Regions from separate parts of the Homo sapiens genome. Here all the other regions are linked to region 1. The links are chromatin contacts, found by Hi-C or POLR2A ChIA-PET in ENCODE. All regions are on one chromosome and are shown on one strand. Each heading gives the region's core, a stretch centred on a gene start or an enhancer-like site at or near the end of the contact. The rest is flanking DNA. Distances are from core to core; before and after follow the strand shown. Region 1 has its middle 70 kb from the start of CD28. Region 2 has its middle 33 kb from the start of CD28. Region 3 has its middle 44 kb from the start of RAPH1.

Region 1 (3,572 bases), core at 722-3,221:
CAGAGAACATAGGCTTTGGGGATGCTGTAGTTGCTTCAGGGGTACTATTTAAGGGTTTGAAATCTGTACCAACAGGTCCTTGGACAGCTGCCTGAGCCTGTCCAGCACTGGAGAAAAGAGGCTTCGTAACTGGAGGCTGTGGAGCAGGTACAGTTGCTGTTGGTGCAGGTGGTCTGTTAAGAATACCTGGTGCTGAAACAGCCTGTGTTTGGGTCACTGGAGGATTCTAGGATGTGGAATGGGGGTCGGGGAGTGGAGGGGATACCTGGTGACATTCCAGGCATCAGAGGTGGTATTCCTGGTCCAGGTGGTGTATTCCTGGTCCAGGTGGTGTATTCCTGGTCCAGGTGGTATATTCCACCCATTGGCATCATTATGTTTTCACCGAAAAATGACTGGGTGCATTTTCTTTGATGATGCAATCCAGGTGGCATGGCTGGCATAACTGGTGGCATTCCTGGCATCAGAGGAGGAACACCTGGCATTAATGGAGCTATGCCTAGAGGCATTCCTGGTGCTCCTGGTACTGGCGGCAGTCCTGGCTGTGCCACTGGAGGAATATAACCTTGTTGAAGTTGAACAGGTTGTGGGTGAAATGAAGTTGAGCCTGCAGAGTCGTCGTCATCGTATTCATCAGAATCATCTTGTTCCTTCTTTTTTTGACTTTCTTGTGTTTTCTGTTCAAGAACTTGTCGTCCTTCATCCATGTCTTTTTCTGGAATACCTTCCATACCATATATTTCCAATTCTATGTCTGTTATCCCAGGTATTGCATTTGGTACAGCATCTATTATTTCTTTATGCACCTGCATGCAATGAATGGCTAAGCCAGGTCCTGGATACAATTTCTTGTGACATATATGACATTTAAAATGCTTTGCTTTTTGGTGCTGTATAAGGATCTTCTCATCACCAAAATCTCTATTACAATACCAGCACCACGGCTTCCGCTGCTTCTTCTTCTTGCCCCATAACTGCGCTCTACCAACAAAATAAAAGGGAGGAGAAAAGAAGCAAGAGAAACAAGGCAAAAAATCACTCACGTTCCCAACCAAATGGTTACCACTGCGTCCCACAGGAAGCAGACATAAAATGCTATATTATATTATAAATATATACTTATAAGTATATTTATGAGTGTTTATAAGTATTATAAGTATATTATAAATATATTTTATTTATTTATTTATTTATTTGAGATGGAGTCTTGCTCTGTTGCACAGGCTGGAGTGCAGTGGCCTGATCTCAGCTCACTGCAACCTCCGTCTCCTAGGTTCAGCACTTCTCCTGCCTCAGCCTTCCGAGTAGCTGGGACCACAGACGCATGCCACCACGCTTGGCTAATTTTTGTATTTTTAGTAGAGACAGGGTTTCACCATGTCGGCCAGGCTGGTCTCAAACTCCTGACCTCGTGATCCACCCGCCTCGGCCTCTTAAAGTTCTGGGATTACAGTTGTGAGCCACCGCGTCTGGCCTATATTTATATATTATATATTTTATACATAACTGATTATATATAAATATAAAAATTATATAATTATATATTAAAATATAATTTCTATAAAATATTATAATATATATGATTTTTAGATATTATATATAATCAGTTATATAGTATATATAATTTGTATATATATAGACAGAGAGAAAGAGAAAGAGAAAGAGAGAGATAGGATAAGGGATTTATTAGGGGAACTTGGCTCCATTACAAGTCCAATGATAGACCATTTGCAAGCTGGAGAACCAGGGAAGCCAATAGCATGACTTAATCCAAGTCTGAAGGCCTTGGATTATATATAACTCAGTCTGAGGTTGAAGGCCCAAGTGCCTAGGAGGTGGCTGGTGCAAGTCCTAGAGTCCAAAAGCCCAGAGAACCTGGAGTTTTGACACTCAAGGGCAGGAGAAAGATGTCCCAGCTCCAAAAGAGAGAGCATAGACTTTACAAGTGGAGTCACATTTGCCTGGTGGATGACATCCAAATGCCAGTGAGCACTGATTTTGCAACATTGTGGCACAGTGAGTTCAGGGGCAGAGAGGCTCATATTTGAATCCAGCACTTGCTTGCTCTGTGGCTACAGCAAATTACCTAATCTAGCTAACCTCAAATTGTTCAATAAAATAGGAGTAATAAGGTTGGTTGTTGTGAGGAATGAATGAAATAATGTATGCCACACTTCCTGGCATAATAAACGGTAGTTTTTATTACCACAGTGTCAGCAGTACTTGCCTTGGGGATGGTGTCGGGGAGAGAGGAAACCTTAGTAGATTTTGATCACTGGCTTGGCTTCTGGAAAGGCACTTCCTGAATTTACAAAAGTTTTTGTGAGGAAGTAGAGAAAGGAGGGATCGCATGTAAAGTGGCTCAGACAATTCATTGGGTGAGACATTTTGAATTAGAAAAGCTCAAAAGGGGTAAGCACAAAAAGTTTACGGGACGAAATCAAAATGCTGAGATGCAAGATGGGAAAGGTGGGCTTCAGCTTGAATGACAGCCCTGCTAGAATTAGTTCAATGAGTGCTGTTTATTTATAAAGTCAGTAAGATAGTGGGATGCATAAAAGTCAAAGGGCAGGAAGTGGCTTCTCAGCTTTTCCCAGCACTGGTCTGACCTCAACTGTGGCTACTTTGTGTCTCCCCTTTAAGGAGGTTGTGGGGAACTGGCAGAGCTCCAGAGAAGAGCAAAAATGTAATTAAGGCTTGGAAAATAAAGGCTATGAGGAAAGGCCAGAAAGCTGTAGGGTTAGTTAACTTAGAGAAGAAAGGTCCAACTGATTTGAAGGGTCATTAACAGAAAAACATTGGTTGTTTCTCATCTCCACAAACAACAGGACAAGAGGAAAGAAGCTTACATTGCACTGGAGAAGGGTTTGGCCTGTGAGAATTGTTAACAAGGAAGCTCTCAAGCCTCGTGCTGGCAATTGAAAAAGAAAATGGATTAAAGTGCAACTACTGTGTGCCCACCCATTCATTCACACTGACTTGCAAAGGGAGTGTGAAGGTGGTTTCAGAAACCGTTTGCATAAGTTTGAAAAATAAACCTGTTGTTTCCTCTTCATTTGAACTCATTTAGTTGTTTACTATTTAAATCCAGATATTAACAAAAAGTTAGTTTGAAGGTTTAGATGCAAATTAGATCGGTTCAGAACTTTCTAGGTAAGGCCTTGCCCTATTAGGTTGATTTTGACCACCACAATCTTTTAGGCCAGGCTTATTCACTACATCTCAGGAGAAACTATATTTGGTTGTGACTTTTGGGAAGAGTCGGATAAACCCCAGTGCTGGCATCTATATTATTGCACAGCAAGGCTGCAGTGATCTGAACCCGCAGGCCTCTCTGTCTTTCATTTTGGCCCTTTGGCTGGCGATAGAAAAGGTGTGGCCCTGCAAGGATTATGAAGAGTTTCAGCTCAGGATGTGGTGGTGTCCAAGTTAGAGGGAGAGGTGTACATTTGTTTCTGCAAATATGTGGTCTCTCAATGATTCCTGCTATGCTTCCAATTTAGGTGACTGAATTCAGTTTGGATACTTCTGCCACAAAGTGAAGGCATGCTTAGTAAGGATTTTTTTTTTTT
Region 2 (3,665 bases), core at 959-3,458, 37 kb after region 1:
TATGAGCTGATGACTCCCAAGTTTGTTGTCATTTTTGAAGCATTAACTGTTGTCATCCCTGCAAAACAAAAGTAGAAACAAAAAATACAAAGCAGCAGGTTTTTCTAGGCTTATAAGTTTTTTTTTTCAAGTTTCAGTTATTTATTAATCAGTATAATCTTCAACACATTATATCAACATGATTTCATGCATTTAGAGGAGAAATACTTCCTGGTTAAGTGGAAAACTGTGTGGACGGCTTCTGGAAAACCTTCATTCTAAAGCAGCTTTACAGTGACACATTTCACTTAGAAATCTGGACCTTCTTTCTTCAGTTTGCTGTAATCCATATGCACTGAGTAGAACTTGTATTGATCCTTGGGACTCAGTTTGTTCCAGGGCCCTGGGTTATTCTTTCTGTCCCAACTAACATCTGGATTGAACAATGCCAGACACAAGAGATACACTGCTGCTCCAGGACCTCCAGCTCCAATAAATACAAAGAGGGGCATCAAGCTTGGCTGCTTCTTGGTATAACTGAGGATCTAGCAGAGCATGTTTGCAACAGAGGCCCTCGATTAGAAATGAGAGAACCAGCCTAGCCACCAGGCCCTGGGCTAAGTAGTATCTGGCTCATAAGTTTTGAGAGCAAGCTCTAAAACTCCAGTGAACAGTTAGCTGCACGGTGTATTTAGGCAGACCCTTGACCCAGTCCTTCCCTGATTTGTCTTCAAAATAATTGTGGGGGCACTGAAGAATTGTGGGACACTGGCAAGAAGAAGAATCTTAGAGCAATTCTTTGATCTAGTTCAATTAATTAATTAATTGACAAAAATTGTATACATTGATGGTGTACAACATGATGTTTTGATATATGTATACATTGTGGAATGGCAAAAGCAGGATAATTGACATATAAATTCCCTCACATACTTATCTTTTTTTCTTTTTTCTTTTTTTTATGGTGAGAACTTTGGTCTATTTTTCTGGTGAATAATATGTAGCAGGACTGGTACCAGAACCAGGTCATCCAGAGATGTTCTGTCTGCTGCCATCAACTCGGGACCTCAGAAGGTGGTACTCCTCCCCTAAAGGTGAATTATTTTAGCTAAAAAAAAACAAAGAGAAATCCTTATTTCTAGATGAAATAAGAATCAACAGGAAATTCCAGGAGATTTCAGTTACATCAGTTGTTACAGTTGGTACATAATGATGTAACATCTGTTCCAAAGAAAACAGCAAGTATGTATTTAATACACTTTTACGAAGTCCCCATGTTTTCTTTTCTTTTCTTTTTTCTTTTCTTTCCTTTTTTTTTTTTTTTTTTTTTTTGAGGGTTGCAAGGTTTATTGTGAAGAGTGAAAGAACAAAGCTTCCACAGCGTGGAATGGGACCCGAGTGGGTTACAGCTGCTGGCTGGGGTTGCCAGCTTTCATTCCCTTATTGGCCCCTCCCATGTTCTGTTTTCATCCTATCAGAATGCCCTTTTTTCAATCCTCCCTGCGATTGGCTACTTTTAGGATCCTGCTGATTGGTGCATTTTACAGACCGCTGACTGGTGCGTTGTACAGAGTGCTGATTGGTGCATTTTACAATCCTCTTGCTAGCTACAGAGTGCTGATTGGTGCGTTTTACAATCCTCTTGTAAGACAGGAAAGTTCTCCAAGTCCCCACTCGACCAAGGAAGTCCTGCTGGCTTCACCTCTCAATCCCCGCTCTAAACAAGACATCCCAGCTGAAAAGTCCCCATATTTTCTTTTAGTAATCATTTTAATGTGTGTGTGTGAGAAAAGGACACTATTAAAAGAAACTTTTAAACTTTTCTTTTCTAGTCCTATGTCTACTTTTAGCCAATATTTGTGAGCATCAACCATATCCCTCCTCAGTAATTATATTTTATTTTTTCCTCCCAGGTCATGTGAAAGACTGTGTATAATTCAGAAGAGATATTTCTACAGTGAAAAAAAATACCCCATATTTAAATCAATTCAAGTTTCTTCTTGACATCTAGGCTGTATCTAGGACACATCTGGACATCTGGAAACATCCAAATTTGACTGACTTTTCCAGTTTTCAGCAGAACATTTAGTAAATAAAAGAATAAGAAACTTGTACTAATCATATATTTTTTTGAAAGTCAACAGCATTTCAGTGGGGCTGATGTCCTCATGGCCTGGCCTTTATTTCTTGCCTCATGTCAGACTTAACCCATGTTGGTGGAGGAGGCTGACATTCAAAGGGTGTGGTTTTTGAGGTTGCCACATGCCTTGCCATGACTTAAAATATCTCTCTCTGGCTGCCAGATGGCCTGGGGAAGCACCAGACACAGGCTCCATTGACCTCAGAACTTGTTGCTTTAGGACTGGAAGCTCTTTCAGGGTCTTTCTTAAATTTCTGTTTCTAAATATCTGAAGCACATCAAGCCTTAAACTGGGGTTTTGTGCTGCTCCTCCTCGCTTTCCTGAAAGCAAAGGGTAAGAATTAATTTCGGGCACAGATAGTAAATGCTGACTTTTCATTGTTCCCTTGAGAACACTTCACTCTCCAAGAGAAAGTCTCCCTTCTTCAGCCCAAATCTTGTGGAAACTGTGCATATGAGGTGTGGAGAAACCCCATGGGAAAACTGGGAGTCTACAAACAGGCCTAGTCTTTGAGGATGCTCGGCAGGGGTGGAGGAAGACGCCTCAGGTATCTCTTCAGGTCCAATTCCCTACTGGATGTAGATATACAAAATGTAATTTACTTCCAGTTATTGAATGATAATGTCTTGAAACATTAGAAAAATAGTCATCTTGAAGGAAAAGGCAAAGAAGATTATTTGGAGAGGAGAAGTTTTTTTTCTGTTTGTAGAGTGGAAAAGTGAGATAAATTGGTTTGAAAAAAGAAAAGTAAATACATTGCAAGGGAAACTTTATTCATTAAACATTTATTGAGCACCTACTAAGTGCCAGAGACAGTTCTAGTCTCTGGAGATACAATAGTTAGCGGACTAGACAAACATGTTCTTTGGCCTTATGGACTTCTCAGTCAAGTGAAAGGGCATGGAGGGGACCTAACCCAGCGGGTGTGTGCAGCAAGGGATCAGAGGAGATTTCTCTGAAGGAGTTATATTTAAACAAAGACCTGAATAGAGTTAGATGGACAAAGCCCCCAGTTTAGTTTGGCTTCATTTTCAATGATCCCATTACAAAGCAAAACCAAACAAAAATTCAGTTCTAAGTCCTTTATTTTTTTCTACTTTAGACGGTTGCCTGCCTGAGATACAACTCTGATTTCAACAAGAGACAATTGGATTGCTATTTTTCTCTCTCCTTTGACTTGATATTTATTATTTCTCATCTCTCACTGTGTTATGACTTATTGGTTTATGTCTGTCTCTCTCTGTAGACTATGAGTCACTAAAAGCCAGGGACTGTCTTAATAGTCTTTGTTCAGGCACCACATAGCTCTAGGATGAATAAATAAAGGAATCAAGATGAATGAATAAAAATAACAGTTGTTTTCACAGCATCATTTTGCATCGAGAAAAGTGTCATATCAAACTATTCTTCCCATCCAATCTCTTTAATTGCACAACTAACCGAATCTCCCATCCAGTCTATTCAATAACACTAATGCATTGAGCGTCTACCATGTACAGGCCACATGTTTGTCATGGGGATGTAATGGTGAGCACAATAGACAAG
Region 3 (4,043 bases), core at 1,216-3,715, 58 kb before region 1:
AGTGGCTGGTCTTCACACTTGCTATTCACACTTTTTAATACAAGGGAATAGCAACCAGGTATCACTAGGCACCAGAAGTGGTGGATGTCTGGAGTAGATCAGGAAACATAGCAGAGAAGATTCCACTTCAAAGGGTTTAGTATGAAGCTACTTTAGTCATTGATTTTTCTGTCTTGGAGTGCCAATTTCTCCTCCTGACTTGTACACTTCTCTTTTTTAAAAAATTTTTGTCTTTCTTTTTTTTCTTTAGTTCTTCTGAAACAAAAAAAAGGGATACATGTGCAGAACGCGCAAGTTTGTTACATAGGTATACACGTGCCATGGTGATTTGCTGCATCTATTGACCTGTCCTCTAAGTTCCCTCCCCTCACCCCTCACCCGCTATCCCTCAACAGACCCTGATGTGTGCTGTTCTCCTCTCTCTGTCCATGTATTCTCATTGTTCAACTCCCACTTATGAGTGAGAACATGCGGTGTTTGGTTTTCTGTTCCTGTGTCAGTTTGCTGAGGATGATGGCTTCCAGCTTCATCCATGTCCCTGCAAAGGATATGATCTCATTCCTTTTTATGGCTGCATAGTATTCCATGGCATATACCACATTCTTTATCCAGTCTATCATTGATGGGCATTTGGGTTGGTGTCACTTCTCTTTGGACTCCAAGCATTTGTCTTTGATGGTGTTTTTGAGTGGTTACAGATGAAACAATGGGACTATCGCTACAAAATTGTATGACAAACCTTCCTCTTGCCTTCTTCAGTAGAATTAACTAGCTGATGATTATGGAAACAAAAGAAGATTGCAACAATAATATATTTTATTTCTTTTTTTAAAAGTTATTATTTTTTAGTGACAGGATTTTGCTATGTTTCCCAGGCTAGCCTCCAACTCTTGGACTCAAGCAGTCCTCCTGTCTCAGCCTGCTAGTAGTTGGAACTAGCGACATGCCCACGATATATTTTATTTCTGTATTGCTTTGTACCTCTCAAAGCCATTTGCATGCATGCCCCCTTTTGACCTCAAATCAGTCCTGTGGGGATAGAGAGAGATCTTTTGGGTAGGAATAAATACACAGAGAGAATATATAATCTGTTTATTGAAGTTCACCACCATTGTAAATACTGTCTTCTATTTTAAGACTATTTTTCTTCTTTGGATTGAAGACATGTAGATAGACAATATTGCTACACTATTTTTTTTTTACAACCTTAAGTGCTGATAGAGATCAGATAATTAGATAAACAATCCCTGATATATGTAAGAGTAAACACTCCACATGGATACTATATGTAAAAAAATAAACAATGGAAACATCATTGAGATAAAATTAGATAATTATTTTTATTTATTGAAATTAACACTGAAAGTGGAATGTTCCAACACTGTTAGGGATTACAGTGAGACAGTTTGACTTTATCTTATTCCTGAAGATGTTTTCACTCTTTCAATTTGACAACTCTTCTATAAAAGCCTTTACCTGGTGGATTAACAGTTTGAGGTATTTAGAGTTAAAGAAGCGTTGTTCAAGAGATTGGAGATAAAAGCAGGGGCGGGGGGAGTTAAAGAGGAGGAGACTCATTTATTCATGAATTCTTTCATTCATCCATTCCTTTAACATTTATTGATACCACTATGAGTTATGTACTAGATATTGTACTAGATCTGGGAACATGGAGTTGCTTTCTTTCATGAAAGACTTTCTGATGGAAGAAAAGAAATAATATCATTTTGAGGGGAAGAGTTTTCCTTGAAAACCTTGAAACTACTCTGGTGTTGGTTTCAAGCAATGGTGTGTTTTTAGAAAATCAAAATTTGCCAGGACTGGTCATGTTTCAACTAGTGTGTTGATTTAATTCTTACTCAAGGGAGAAAATTGCCACTTGGATCATCAACCCCAGTTTCTGTGGAATCAGATCTTTCTCCCTGCCTCTGAAAGCCCTTATATAAGAACTGTCCAGAGTTAAATGAGGGGTGACAAGTTCATAACGCAGAAGGAACATTGTGTCTCTGGGCTATCAAAACATTGATCACCCATCCAGCCATTTAGCAGGGTATTCCCTTGAAAATCTCTGGCTCCTAATGAACAGTATAAATATGTGAATAGGAAGGCTAGATTTGGAAAGCTGTCTGTATGAGAAGAAAGTACACTGATGACAGAACACACATATGTATCCCATGAGTTGGCAGCAGTGTGATTATGTTGACGATGTTGACATTTGACAGTCAGAGCCCAGGACATGATGTCTTTGAGAAATTCTTCTTAAGTTGGGTATATTTTTTCCTAGTAGAGTAAGAGATAGAGTTGGAAGTGATTGCCTATTCTATACTGATAAGAAAGACATAGGCTTTGTAGAGTTCAGGACCTTGGCTGGCACTTCTCTTGGCTGATGAAGCAAGCCAGCATGGCCAGTTCTACTGGTGGTTATCTGAGCCAGTCTGCACAGGTCCCTGATTGCTATGAATCAGCACTCGTAGGTTCCACAGGCAGTAAGGAACCAGAAATACTGGTTTCTACCAACAGTTGGTCTCAGAAGGACTGGTGTGACTAACCAACTGTAAGAACAGCCTCAAATCCTTTCTGGGAAGAGGCAGGGTTTATAAATAAACAGAAAACAAACACAACTGACTCAAACTGAAATTTGTGGCTCTGGTTTGATGTGGTGAATGTATTTAATGTAGCCCAAGAGAGAAAGCTGAGGTCTCTACATTTATGAAATTACTAAAAGATTGCAATCACTGTTCAGCATTGTCTAAAAATATCATGTACAGTGTCGAAGACTTGTACTAATCATATGATTAATAGAATGATTATGACAGTGCTCTATAAATAAGGGTATGAAGTGGCAGTGTAGGGGCCAAGGGAAAGCTTCCCCTTTGCCCTCTGAAGGTTGGCTGAAAAATCAACTCACAAAAGCAGATTAATTGGAGAAAAGGCATATAAATGTATTAATGTGTACACAGACAAGAACCGCAGAGTGATTACCCTGATCCCTCAGTGGGGTTCAGAAGCTTATAAGCCATCTTGAGCTTACACAAAGAAGGGGGGGGCTTGGATTGTGACAAAACAGTTTATGGTGACAAAACAGGTTATGGGAGAGGGAGAAGAGGAGGCCTGGCTAGCAAAGGTAGTCTTGCCTGCCGGGTAGCAGCCCTCAGAGAGAATAGAAGGTAAATGATTCCTTCAGACCTTTGAAGGTGTCAGACTTCCAGTTAATCTTTCCTAGATCCAGCCAAGGGAAAGTCTCAGAGAAAGCCTGGCTGCAGCAATGTATAGCTTCCAGATGCATATTTTCCTGACAATAGACAGCTTTCCAGGGCTACTTCTCTTTGCAGGCCCTCTGAAGAGCCATCACAAAGTATGTCAAATAAATATATTCTGGGGTGAAATATTTTTATTTCCTTCAATAGTGAATAGAGACAAGTATGGACTGTTTTAACAAAACAAAATAAAAGCATGCCAATAATAGACATTAGAGTATTAACTACTCATTGCATATGCCTGCAATTCTGTTTGTAATGGTAAATAATCTAGCATTTATGTAAACTTTTTTTTTTAATGCTTCCCCTCTGTTTGAAACTAAAAATTCCCAGGCTGGGTGTGGTGGCTCATGCCTGTGATCCCAGCATTTTGGGAGGCTGAGGCAGGTGGATCACCTGAGGTCAGGAGTTTGAGACCATCCTGGCCAACATGGCGAAATCCTGTCTCTACTGAAAATACAAAAATTAGCCAGGCATGGTGGTGGATGCCTATAATCTCGGCTACTCGGGAGGCTCAGGCAGGAGAATCACTTGAACCCCTGGGGCGGAGGTTGCAGTGAGCCAAGATCGTGCCAGTTCACTCCAGCCTGGGCAAAAGAGTGAGACTCTGTCTCAAACAAACAAACAAATAAAAACACAACAACAAAAAGAAACTAAAAATTCTATTTAAAAAAAATAGCCAAGGCTCTTTACAATTTATCTTCTTTACTTTAAAAAGAATAGAGCAGCAACATCTGAGTAAAGTACATTTTTTACATTTCAACCAATCCTTATGTAAAAGACATC

What was found. Hi-C counts contacts between places; a loop is a spot of excess contacts on that map. ChIA-PET counts read pairs that join two places held with the same protein, here RNA polymerase II (POLR2A). Pooled maps may share reads with other maps.
Region 2: a pooled map of gastrocnemius medialis shows a loop between it and region 1 (1.9-fold over the local background). The contact joins two enhancer-like sites. A Hi-C loop is called at or near these places in 1 of 168 maps with a recorded cell type or tissue (heart left ventricle) and 1 of 50 pooled maps. POLR2A ChIA-PET finds 5 or more read pairs at or near these places in 4 of 52 experiments (AG04450, MCF 10A, Panc1 and 1 more).
Region 3: a pooled map shows a loop between it and region 1 (3-fold over the local background). The contact joins two enhancer-like sites. A Hi-C loop is called at or near these places in 2 of 168 maps with a recorded cell type or tissue (PC-3 and posterior cingulate gyrus) and 6 of 50 pooled maps.

The regions. Positions count from the first base shown.
Region 1 is chr2:203,635,045-203,638,616 of GRCh38, forward strand. It overlaps the pseudogene LOC729532. Among named protein-coding and RNA genes, the nearest start is that of CD28, 70 kb to the right of the region's middle. Within about 2 kb of position 1,972, at least 8 of the 41 ENCODE cell types and tissues checked have a DNase peak (open chromatin) inside an H3K27ac peak, as active enhancers do.
Region 2 is chr2:203,671,888-203,675,552 of GRCh38, forward strand. It overlaps the pseudogene LOC100287498. Among named protein-coding and RNA genes, the nearest start is that of CD28, 33 kb to the right of the region's middle. Within about 2 kb of position 2,209, at least 4 of the 41 ENCODE cell types and tissues checked have a DNase peak (open chromatin) inside an H3K27ac peak, as active enhancers do.
Region 3 is chr2:203,576,791-203,580,833 of GRCh38, forward strand. No RefSeq gene overlaps it. Among named protein-coding and RNA genes, the nearest start is that of RAPH1, 44 kb to the left of the region's middle. Within about 2 kb of position 2,466, at least 12 of the 41 ENCODE cell types and tissues checked have a DNase peak (open chromatin) inside an H3K27ac peak, as active enhancers do.